2 separate regions of the Homo sapiens genome follow, and region 1 is linked to region 2. Evidence: read pairs that join two places in POLR2A ChIA-PET (ENCODE). Cell type or tissue: A673. All regions are shown on one strand. Region 1 has its middle 220 kb from the start of OTUD1. Region 2 has its middle 90 kb from the start of KIAA1217.

What was found. Peaks named below come from ENCODE experiments on the same cell type or tissue, not always from the same donor. Only the 100,000 strongest peaks of a DNase experiment are listed, where the experiment ranks them.
Region 1: POLR2A ChIA-PET joins it to region 2 with 7 read pairs; 1 of 35 experiments calls an interaction of 5 or more read pairs at or near these places.

The regions. Positions count from the first base shown.
Region 1 is chr10:23,655,482-23,660,481 of GRCh38, forward strand. No RefSeq gene overlaps it. Among named protein-coding and RNA genes, the nearest start is that of OTUD1, 220 kb to the left of the region's middle. In A673, a CTCF peak has its summit at 1,454; DNase peaks (open chromatin) are centred at 1,150, 1,430 and 2,380; H3K27ac peaks cover 2,034 bases.
Region 2 is chr10:24,116,192-24,121,191 of GRCh38, forward strand. It overlaps a transcript of KIAA1217 not described here. Among named protein-coding and RNA genes, the nearest start is that of KIAA1217, 90 kb to the right of the region's middle. In A673, no CTCF peak of the experiment used is centred here; a DNase peak (open chromatin) is centred at 2,270; H3K4me3 peaks cover 2,032 bases; H3K27ac peaks cover 3,006 bases.

The DNA of each region.
Region 1 (5,000 bases), 460 kb before region 2:
ATCCTTGAGGCTATAGAGGAAGAAGTCAGCTAGAGAAATTATAGCAAAGGGACACAGCAAGGTCTTTTACGGTGTGACAAATTTGTTAATAGGATATATAGTCATTTTTGCTGACTTTCAGAATGGTTTAGAAAAAAGTAAATAGATTGTGGACCCTAAAACCCTATCACCAGCTAGCTACGGGAAAAACAGTCTTTACTACAAATATGGGATGACCAGGTCTAGAACTTGACTTTCTTTCTCATCTATTAATAGAACATGATGACCGTGTATTCAGAAAGGAAAGGTGCAATGGAAAAGGCTTGTTGATCTAATTTTCTGAATGTCTTTAGAAACAGAATGAATTCTCATTAGTCTGGGACGATTCAGGTGTGACTGTCTACCTGAAAGAGAAGGATAAATTACATTGCCTTACAAATGCTTTTACATCCTAATGATTTCTGTAAATCTAAGCTAAATTAGCTGAGATTCTTGAGTATTATAAAGGTAGTGGAATATCACTACATTAGAGCTCATGAGAGCTCATGGCGCCCTTATTTTATAAACTTAAAACAGGTGGTCCAGCGATAGATGTTTTCTAATCTCTAAATTGAATAATATGGAATCAAGTTTGGTTAAACATTGAACATGCTGCCTTTATAGGAAAGAATAAAATACATTGAAAATGGAATTGTCCCAGAGAAGTCTAAGATATATGTCTACTATACTTATAAATGAGAATAATTTATCAGGTGGATATTTCAGTAACCATGTCTTTTTAAATATATTTAAAAAATTCTAATCTAGGACATAGAATGTCTCAGTGAGTTCCAGTGGAGTTATCCAAATCCAACAAATGAAAGATAAAACCCTTATTGAATAATTTAGACTTTTCTCCACTTTAAGGTGCTTTGGCTTGACACTGGTTCCTTGTTTTATTCAACTGCTCAGAAACGCATAATCTCATTTAAATTGAAGAAGCCATTGAAAATAAGTTGGCTCTACTTCCAGAATTGTAACTAAAAGAAAATTCTTTCTTCTGCAAATGATAAAGAATTTTCAGCATGTTTATCCACAGCTAATCCTATTCCTTTGGGTACAATGTGGTGCTGCACATTGAAACGTTATAAGAGCATTACCCCGCTAGGCAATAAACATGCTTTAAGAGCTTACTGGTAGTATGCTGACTCAAAGCAGAAATAATAATATCATCATTTTAAGTTGTCACATCTTCATTCTCCTTTCTAAAGACCCTTGCAGGTTTTTCAAGGTCTTTTGCCCCTCCATGACAGTTTGCTTTTGTAAGAGGCTGGTCTCAGAATTCAGATTTGTTCCATGATCTTAAAATACAGCAAAGCAAAAAAGCAAGTAAACCTTGATATTTATTTGAAATTTCCTGAGGTGAAGACTTCTTGGTCAAAAGATCAAGTAAGCCTCTTATTACTGGTGGCATACTGGAGTCACCTACAGGGTGTTTTGGGAACTGCCTGTGACATAGAAACTACTTTTTGTTGGGAAGAAGTTTAGTTGGGGCTGTGGGAAATAAAAGAGAAGAAAAATACAAATGTGAGAGGGTAATGAGAGGGTAGAAACCCCACTAGAGCCAAAAGTGGGCCACATAGGCAGGGCCAGAGCTAGATTAGGGGTTTCTGAGACTAGGGCTGTGGGAACAGAAGATGATTTCCCACTACATCTGGAATTGGTGGAAAAGGGAGGCTTGAAGTATGAATTCTTGGAAACTTGGGAGCTTTTTCTGAAGTTCCTAGATATTAAGAATGGGAGTCAGATGTCTTGATTGTGAGGACACCGTGGGGTTCCCTGAGCTCATAACTACTCCATCTTACTATTTTTTAAATTCCCTCTTCCCTATAGAGACTCTGGTAAATCCTTTAAGAGTGAATTTGGTCCATGAGTTTATTTTGAGACCAGTGAAGAAGGGACAAGCTAGGGAAAGAGAATCTTCAGCTTTCAGGTTTGGTGTATCAGGGAACAGAGGGTACCCAGCAGGAGCAGGCTTCTTTAAAGAAGATAGAACTCAGGGGGCCTCAGGTGACCTCAGAGGGGCTCCTCCCAGAAAGCCAGCCAAGAAGCCCCTCAGGAGTTTGGGACGGCCACCTTGGCCAGGCAGTGGCCGGGAGAATCACTGGATTGGGAGGATCTTTGAGTAGCTGTAGTTCTGGGGGTCAGAGTCAGCCACTCTGGGTGGAGCCATGGAAGAATTCATGGGGTGTGTTTAGTCTCCATCTCTTCAATCTTTCATCTTGAATTAATACACTGCACTCCTGTCTCATTGACATTTAAAAGCTGTTAATCCCTAACAGCTCTCTATTATCCTCCAAATATGGTCCAGACTCCTTGACAATAAGTTCATGGCCAACTTAAGCCCACTGCCATTTCCTGATGAGGCATCCTATTTCCTGCTCTGTGTGTTGTAAGCCCCCAGGAATTCCATTTTTGTTCTGCCACAGCAGGATCCTAGCTTCATGGCTCTCCCCTTCCTAGTCTTGTCTCCCTGGGTCAATTGGAGTATGACAGGTCTTTTGCTGTACAGAAAGCCACTGAGTTTCATTCTTGTTGTGTATCCAACTTATTTTCTACCTAAGCAGTTTCAAGAGAGGCATGAGGGACTCTTTCTGATGCTCTGTGTTTTTGTGTGATGGGAAGAGGAGGAATGTGGGAAAGCATGGGAGATAGGAGGCTGCACACAATCCTTTCACTTCCCATTGTCATCATGACCTTCCATCCCTTTTGCTTTCTGTTATGTGATTACAAAATCTCACCTCTTCCCTTTGGGTTCCCCCAGGCAGGGATTGAATCTTATTTAAATTTGTAGCTCCCAAGTCTAGCATGGACCCTAGAACTCAGTACATATTCATTGAGTGAATTACAATTGGAATTCTCTTCCACTCTCACAACATACAATGAGTGACATTGCTCAGTGACATTCTCCATCAAGTCGCCATCTGAGGCTTACAAGTTGACATTGATGACCTGTCAATGCTTAATTATAGGTATCTTTGGTATAATCCTAGAAAGTTTGGCCCTAGAGGAAAAAGAACCTGGTGAGACATACCAGAGGATATTGACACAGCTTGTAATGGATTTAGTGCATCCTTTTCTCTAGTCTTCTTGTGTTGAAATTGCCATATGACCCAGGCACTAAAGGCTTCCAGATAAAATGGATGCATTTCTCTTTACTGGGGATCAGATCCTACTTTAAAAGGCCTAGCTCCTTTAAGACCCCAAAGGACGAGCCCTAGGAGAAGAGCTGACTGGGGAAGCCTGAACTGCCTAGCTGAATCACCAATTGCTTCAAGCTTTCAACTGACTTAAGCCTCTCCTGGAGCTTGCTTCAGACCTGGCCTTCTGACTCTGGGGAAGTCACAACTCTCATTGCATCTTGCCCAGGGAGGTTGCCATGGGTCTTTACCCATGACTGGGCCTCAGATATGCCCCATTCAGTAGTAGTCCCCATCCTTGTGTTTAGCCTAGACCAGTCTCAGACCTGCCAGCGTCTTGTCCCCTGAACAGCTCAGCCTGGCCTTGTTTCTTGCATAGACCAGTGCTGATCATGATCCTGAAACATCAAATTCCAAAAGACACAATCCCAAATGCCATAATCCTGAATGTTGAAATCCCAAAAGAGCAAAATCCCTAAAGATCAAATCCCTAAAGTCTAAATACCCCTAACAACTAAAATCTTTAATGTCTAAAATCACACTCCTGAAAGATTAAAATCCATAATATTGAAATCATGAAAGCCATATTCTGCAGAAGGGATTAGTGTGTTTTCAACAGTATGAAGGATAGTTGCATCATATTAGGCAGAACTATTAACTTGTTTTTGTCTTTACTTGGAAATCGTGGTTTAAGGAGATGCATGTGGGTGCCAACTGATAAAGGATGAACTTGTGGACTTAATTTAGGTGTCAACTTGACTGGGTTAAGAAATACCTAGTAGGTATTATTTTGGTTGTGTCTGTGAGGACTTTTCCAGAGATTAATGCATGAGTCTGAGTGGGCTAGGCTGGGAAGATCTGCCCTCAATGTGGGTGTGCACCATCCAATCTGCTGGAGGTCTAAGGAGAACATACAGAAGGCAAATTGGTCTCTCTCTAAGAGCTAAGACAGACTTTTCTTCTGCTACGTTGGATATCAGAACTACAGGCTTGCCAACATAGTTATTATTGGCGCTGCAAAAGCAGAAAATTGCTTCATTGCAATGGCTGAGGAATAACGAACCAGACTTTCAAATGGCCAATGTATACTTACAAAATGTGTAGACCACATCCGCCCTCCAAATACAAGTGCATATATGGTATTCTACCCCAGATGCTGAAGTGACTGACAAGGGGATGGCCTGTGCCAGTGGGGTGCAAGGCCTGGGTGAGCCACACCATGTGGCTTATCTATACCCAACATCTGTCTTCCTGGCCAGGTATGGTGGCTCACGCCTGTAATCCCAGCACTTTGGGAGGCCAAGATGGGCAGATCACTTGAGGTCTGGAGGTCGAGACCAGCCTGGACACCATGATGAAACCCTATCTCTACTAAAAGTACCAAAATTAGCCAGCTGTGGTGGCAGGTGCCTGTAGTCCTAGCTACTTGGGAGCCTGAGGCATGAGAATTGCTTGAACATGGGAAGTGGAGGTGGCAGTGAGCTGAGATTGCACCACTGCACTCCAGCCTATCTTAAAAAAAAAGTGCTCACAAACATCAGTTTTCTGGTGAAATCAGGTGAAACTAACATCAATGTCATCAGAAGACAGCATTTACTGAGTCCTTTTTATGGACCATATCTCACATTTTGTAACCCATTTTTTTTTTCTTCCTAACAACACTCTGAGGCCAGTGCTATGAGGTGCATGTGGAGGGCCCAGGAATGAGCATCTCAGTCTCACTCAGGGGGACTTGTTGCCCCAGCTGCTGGGAGTGCTCTCAGCTCCTTCAGGGGCTGCCTCAGCTGTAGAGCATCTCCTCTCTCAGGGCATGCCCTTCCCATGGTGGCCTGCATCTAGTGG
Region 2 (5,000 bases):
TGCCCCATGAGTAGTGGTAGGACATTGAGTGATGAGAATTATCTATGAATACAATTATGGTGATACACCTCTGACTGCACAGCTCAGAAAAAAAAGGCCAAAATATTCAGGAGTTATCTGGTGACCCTCTATCATACAGAGGAGGAGTCTGAAAACTTTCTCTGTAAAGGGACAGATGGCAAATATTTTGGGCTCTGCAGACCATGCAGTCTCTGTCGTAAGCGTGCAACTCTGCCGTTGTGGCAGGAAAACAGCTGTAGACAATATGGCAACAGAGACTGCATGGCCTGCAAAGCCTAAAATATTTGCTATCTGTTCCTTTACAGAGGAATTTCTCAATTTTTATGTGTTCCAATAAAACTTTATTTACAAATATAGGCAATGGGCCTAATTTGGCCCATGGGCCATAGTTTGTGGATCCCTGATGTAGAACAGCCTTCTAGATGATTTTTAAATTTTTTATTGAGTCTATAAAAGTTTTTTTTGTCCTCACCACTCATGGATCAGCCATAGCTCCGCACACACAATTTACACATCTTCTTCCTAATAACCCTCCTTACCTCTCTTAATTTTTCATAGTCATTTTCCTGTGCTTATGGAAACTTTTACTCCACAAAAATTAACTCTTGCACCAAGACACACGGAAAGAAAGACTGTGTGGTACTTATTTCTAGAAGGATGTTTAACACACATTTGTAATATGAAAGATAGTTAGGGAGTTAGAGTGAACTGTTAGGATAACTGAAATTAATACACGGTTACTGCTTTGTTAGATTAATAGGGCTCTGATGGGCAGGAGTATCCTTATTCTTGGTGATAAGGAAGGAAATAACTCCAAATAGTGTTTTTTTTTTGGGTGGGGGGGGATGGAGTTTTGCTCTTGTTGCCCAGGCTGGAGTGCAGTGGCTCAATCTCGGCTCACCGCAACCTCCACCTCCCAGGTTCGAGCAATTCTCCTGCCTCAGCCTCCCTAGTAGCTGGGATTACAGGCATGTACCACCATGCCCGGCTAATTTTGTATTTTTAGTAGAGACAGGGTTTCCACATGTTGGTCAGGCTGGTCTCGATCTCCTGACCTCAGGTGATCCGCCCGCCTTGGCCTCCCAAAGTGCTGGGATTACAGCACTGTGCTGGGCCCTAATAGTGCTTTTAAAGGTGAGTTTTGGGGCTGAGCATGGTGGCTCATGCCTGTAATCCCAGCACTTTGGAGAGTCAGTGTGGGAGGATTGCTTGAGCCCAGGAGGTCGAGACCAGCCTTGGCAACATGGTGATGCCCCATCTCTACAAAAATTAGCTGGGTGTGGTGAGTGTGCCTGTAGTCCCAGCTACTTGGGAGGTTGAGGTGAGGTGGGAAGATCACTTGAGCCCAGGAGGTTGAGGCTGCAGTGAGCTGAAATCATGCCACTGCACTCCAGCCTGGGCAACGGAGTGAGATCCTGTCTCAAAAATAAAAATTAAAAAAGTGAGTTTTGGGCTATTCACTATTTCTGGTTTTGTTTTTGTTTTAAAGTTAAAAAGTCTCAATCTGTGGTCAGGGCTCTGCAGTCGTAAGCAGCTTATGCAGAGTCCTGCTTTCTTCATATGTGTAATTTAATGTTCCTGAGCAAAGCAGTATCTTCATCACATATTTTGAAATGTGCTTCGCTGAAAAGTGTACTTTCATACGGAAAAGGGGTGGTAGGAGAAAGAAAATGCTGATAACATTTTAAATTAATCTTTAGGAATGCACTCACAAAATGCATGGAACTGGAAACTGCTTATATCAGATAAGAAACCTGGGAAATGAATGTGAAAAGCCAAGAAAGGGGAGGAGGGTGGGAGAAACGAGAGGAAGGAAAAATAACTATCAAGTACTTTGCTTAGTACCCGGGGTGACCAAATCATCTGTGTACCAAACCCTGACGTGAATTTACCTCTATAACAAACCTGCACATGTACCCCTGAGCCTCAAATAACGGTTAAAAAAAAAAAAAAAAAGAAACGAAAGTCATGGGAAAGAAGACTGAATCTAGCAAAACGTCCTTACGTGCATTTCTCTGGTCCTGAGGTAAGATGTGGTTGCAATAGGGGTGATGACAAACAGGGCCCTATAATGTTGTTGAGCCGCCTCCGCCACTTGCTTTCGGTGGAGTTATTGCAGGATGACAGAGTTCTCTGTAGCGCAGAGACAGCATATATGGGCTCATTGCTGAGCTGATTCTGCTGAGCCTAGAAAACCGAGCGCCTTAACAAGTCAATTCCACACCCCCTCGAATTTGTGCCTCGGTAGGGAGTCCTCAGCAGGAAATCCTCCATCTGTTTTCCTTTACTACAAGGGACTTCAGAGAATGAGTTCATTTCTCTTCAGACATCCTCACGTTGCTGTAAAACAGCACCGGGCTGAGTGAAGAGAAATGTCACAAGGAATACAAGAGGACGCCTTCAAACAGAGATAGCGGAGACAGTTACACTCTGAATTAGAGTCTAGCTTTGGAGAGGATTTATTTTTCTTTTGTTACTTACATCCTGGATTTGCTTTTTTTTTTTTAAAGGCAGCTTTGTTTTTTACTATTTCTAGTAAAGCATGGACATTTGAAGAAATAAATATAAAAGGAAGATTTCTCAAAGATTTGTCCTGTTGAGTAATGAAGCATACCCTGAGGACCCAGGGAGTAGAACTAGATCAGTCTTTCTTTTTGAGCAAAAAAGCCTAATTTGAAATTCAGGATTACTTTTAAAATATCACTCAAAGTAAGTACTTTGTCTTTGTTTTTTTTTCTCTTTTCTTCCTTCCTAACCCCCTAGTCAGCCTTTTTTGCATATTATAATCTCAATGAAGTTATCAGTTGTACTATAAATATGAGTAAAATGATTTGCCAACTCATAAATTACTTACAAGATGAGATACTGAGTTTTCTGCTGTGAACACTGTTCAGTACTAGCAGGTAGCAGGCAATATTTATAGTAATGTTTATGTTTTTATGTCAAGACTCATTTGATTTCATTAACATGTCATGTGAATATCTTTTGCCTCATTTCCTCCAATAATATAAACGATATTTTAACTTGGAAAATGAGCAAGCAAAAGTCTCTTCTGAAAAGAGCATTGTTGCCCTAGCAAGCAAACCAATTTATTTCAACTTTTGTCGACTTCTCTGGAATATTTAGGTACATTTGCTGAAAGATCTGTAAATCTAGAGAGTAAACTTAGCTAAAACAATAACTCTTGTGAACCCCTTTTGAAATTGCCATGAAATCATATTGCAAATGTGTAAAAATTTTTAAAAAAAACAACTCTATAGCAAAAGGATGTTGAAACATAAAAATACGTCAAACTGCTAATATCTTGGGTTGCACTATTAGGCTGAGCTACAGCTGTGTGTGTCTTGAAGCCTCCTCAGAACTCCAGGAATCCAGAGCTGTGAGGCTGATCTAGCTGTATGTGGTTAAAGGATATACAGGTAATCAGAGAGGTTATCTAGAAGGGCCCAGAATGTCCTGTTCCCTTAGGGGCTCCTAACATCTACCACCCATCCCTCTACCCTCTCGTCCTTATATAGTAGCTGTAAATCCTTAAAGTTTGCTATTGGAGGGGTCATGCTACCTCTCCCAGCAGTTATTTTGGGGAAGAGATGGCTGCTTCAATGTGCTGTCTGGCCAATGTCTGGGCAAGAAGGAACATTAAAATGATCTGTGCTTCCTACACATCCCAGGTCCCCTAAGTCACAAAAGCCATCACCTGTACCAAGGCTCTCTACGGACCAGCATGTCTGCAGGAGAAAGACAATGGGTGAAACCCACTTCCGTGGAAGTAGGGTGCTGCATTCTTCCTCCAGCTTTCCCTATTCTTTAGATACTGTCTGCCTCGACCTCCAAGAAACATGATTCCTATGCGTCATCTGTTGCCATAGCCAAGTGCTCCCAGAACCGGCCTTGTTACTGGTTAGCCCTTCAGTTAAAGATCATTATCTGCCAGGCCATCTGTTATTTTCACTTAGGAGAGTGTATTATTTCAGACCTATAGATGTCCTTTAAATTTCCCCTACATGTTGTGTAGTAACTAGATGTAGTCCAAGGGTAAAGTCCCACTGTGAACAATGGGAATCAGAGTCCCACTTTTGAGAGCATTTGTGACAATGGTATAATCTTGGATGGCCATGAACCCACCCTTGGGAGACGGGGAGGGGAATCTGAGAACAGTGAAAAATGAAATAAAATGAGAGTCTGGTTCTTGCCATACAGAACAGTGGTTGCTTTCAGTGGGATTACTTGCTTTCTGGTGTAGCTATGCTTAAGAATTCGTGCTTCTTGCTATGGGGCATAATGTTGCCCCTATAGCCTCTTTTATGAGTGCTGGCTAGCTCCCATCAACTATGGTGATCTTGGCACGCCACCTTTACAAAAGGGAGCCATGAAGACTAGGAGTTTTCCTACCTCGCACATTCCTCCTTAACCAGTTAAGAAAATGCTCAGTAGACTTTGCCTTCTTTAACTGGCCTGTTTTCCACCTGCTAAATGAGAATGTGCCTTATGACTTCTTTTCCCCCAATGGAAATTGTATTGCTGAATTTCAAAAGGCATCAAGTCATCTCTGCAACCCTGGGGCAGCTGTCATTTGTAAAGAGAATGGTTTGCATTGAGTGGCTTTTTTATGAACCTATATTCCAGTCATATCTGAACTGCCACATCCTGTGGTACAAGGAGATGATGATGAGGAAGATGTTGATGACATCTAGCAAGTATTGACTGACATCCTTTGCTAGGTGTGATACTAAATATTCTGTGACACTTATCACATTAAATCCTCCTTACTTTACCTGTGTAATGCAGGTAATAGAGGCAGCTCATTCACGTATTTCAATGGACAGGGGAGGAAAAAGATCCAAGAATGATCCTGTCCACTGGCATCCTGTATTCTTTTTGTTTGCTGTTGTTGTTTCTTTCATTCAGCTGTCTAGCTTCCAAGGCTGTGGGTTGTCCAGGCTCCCTTCTCTATTACCTTCATTCATGGATAGTATTTC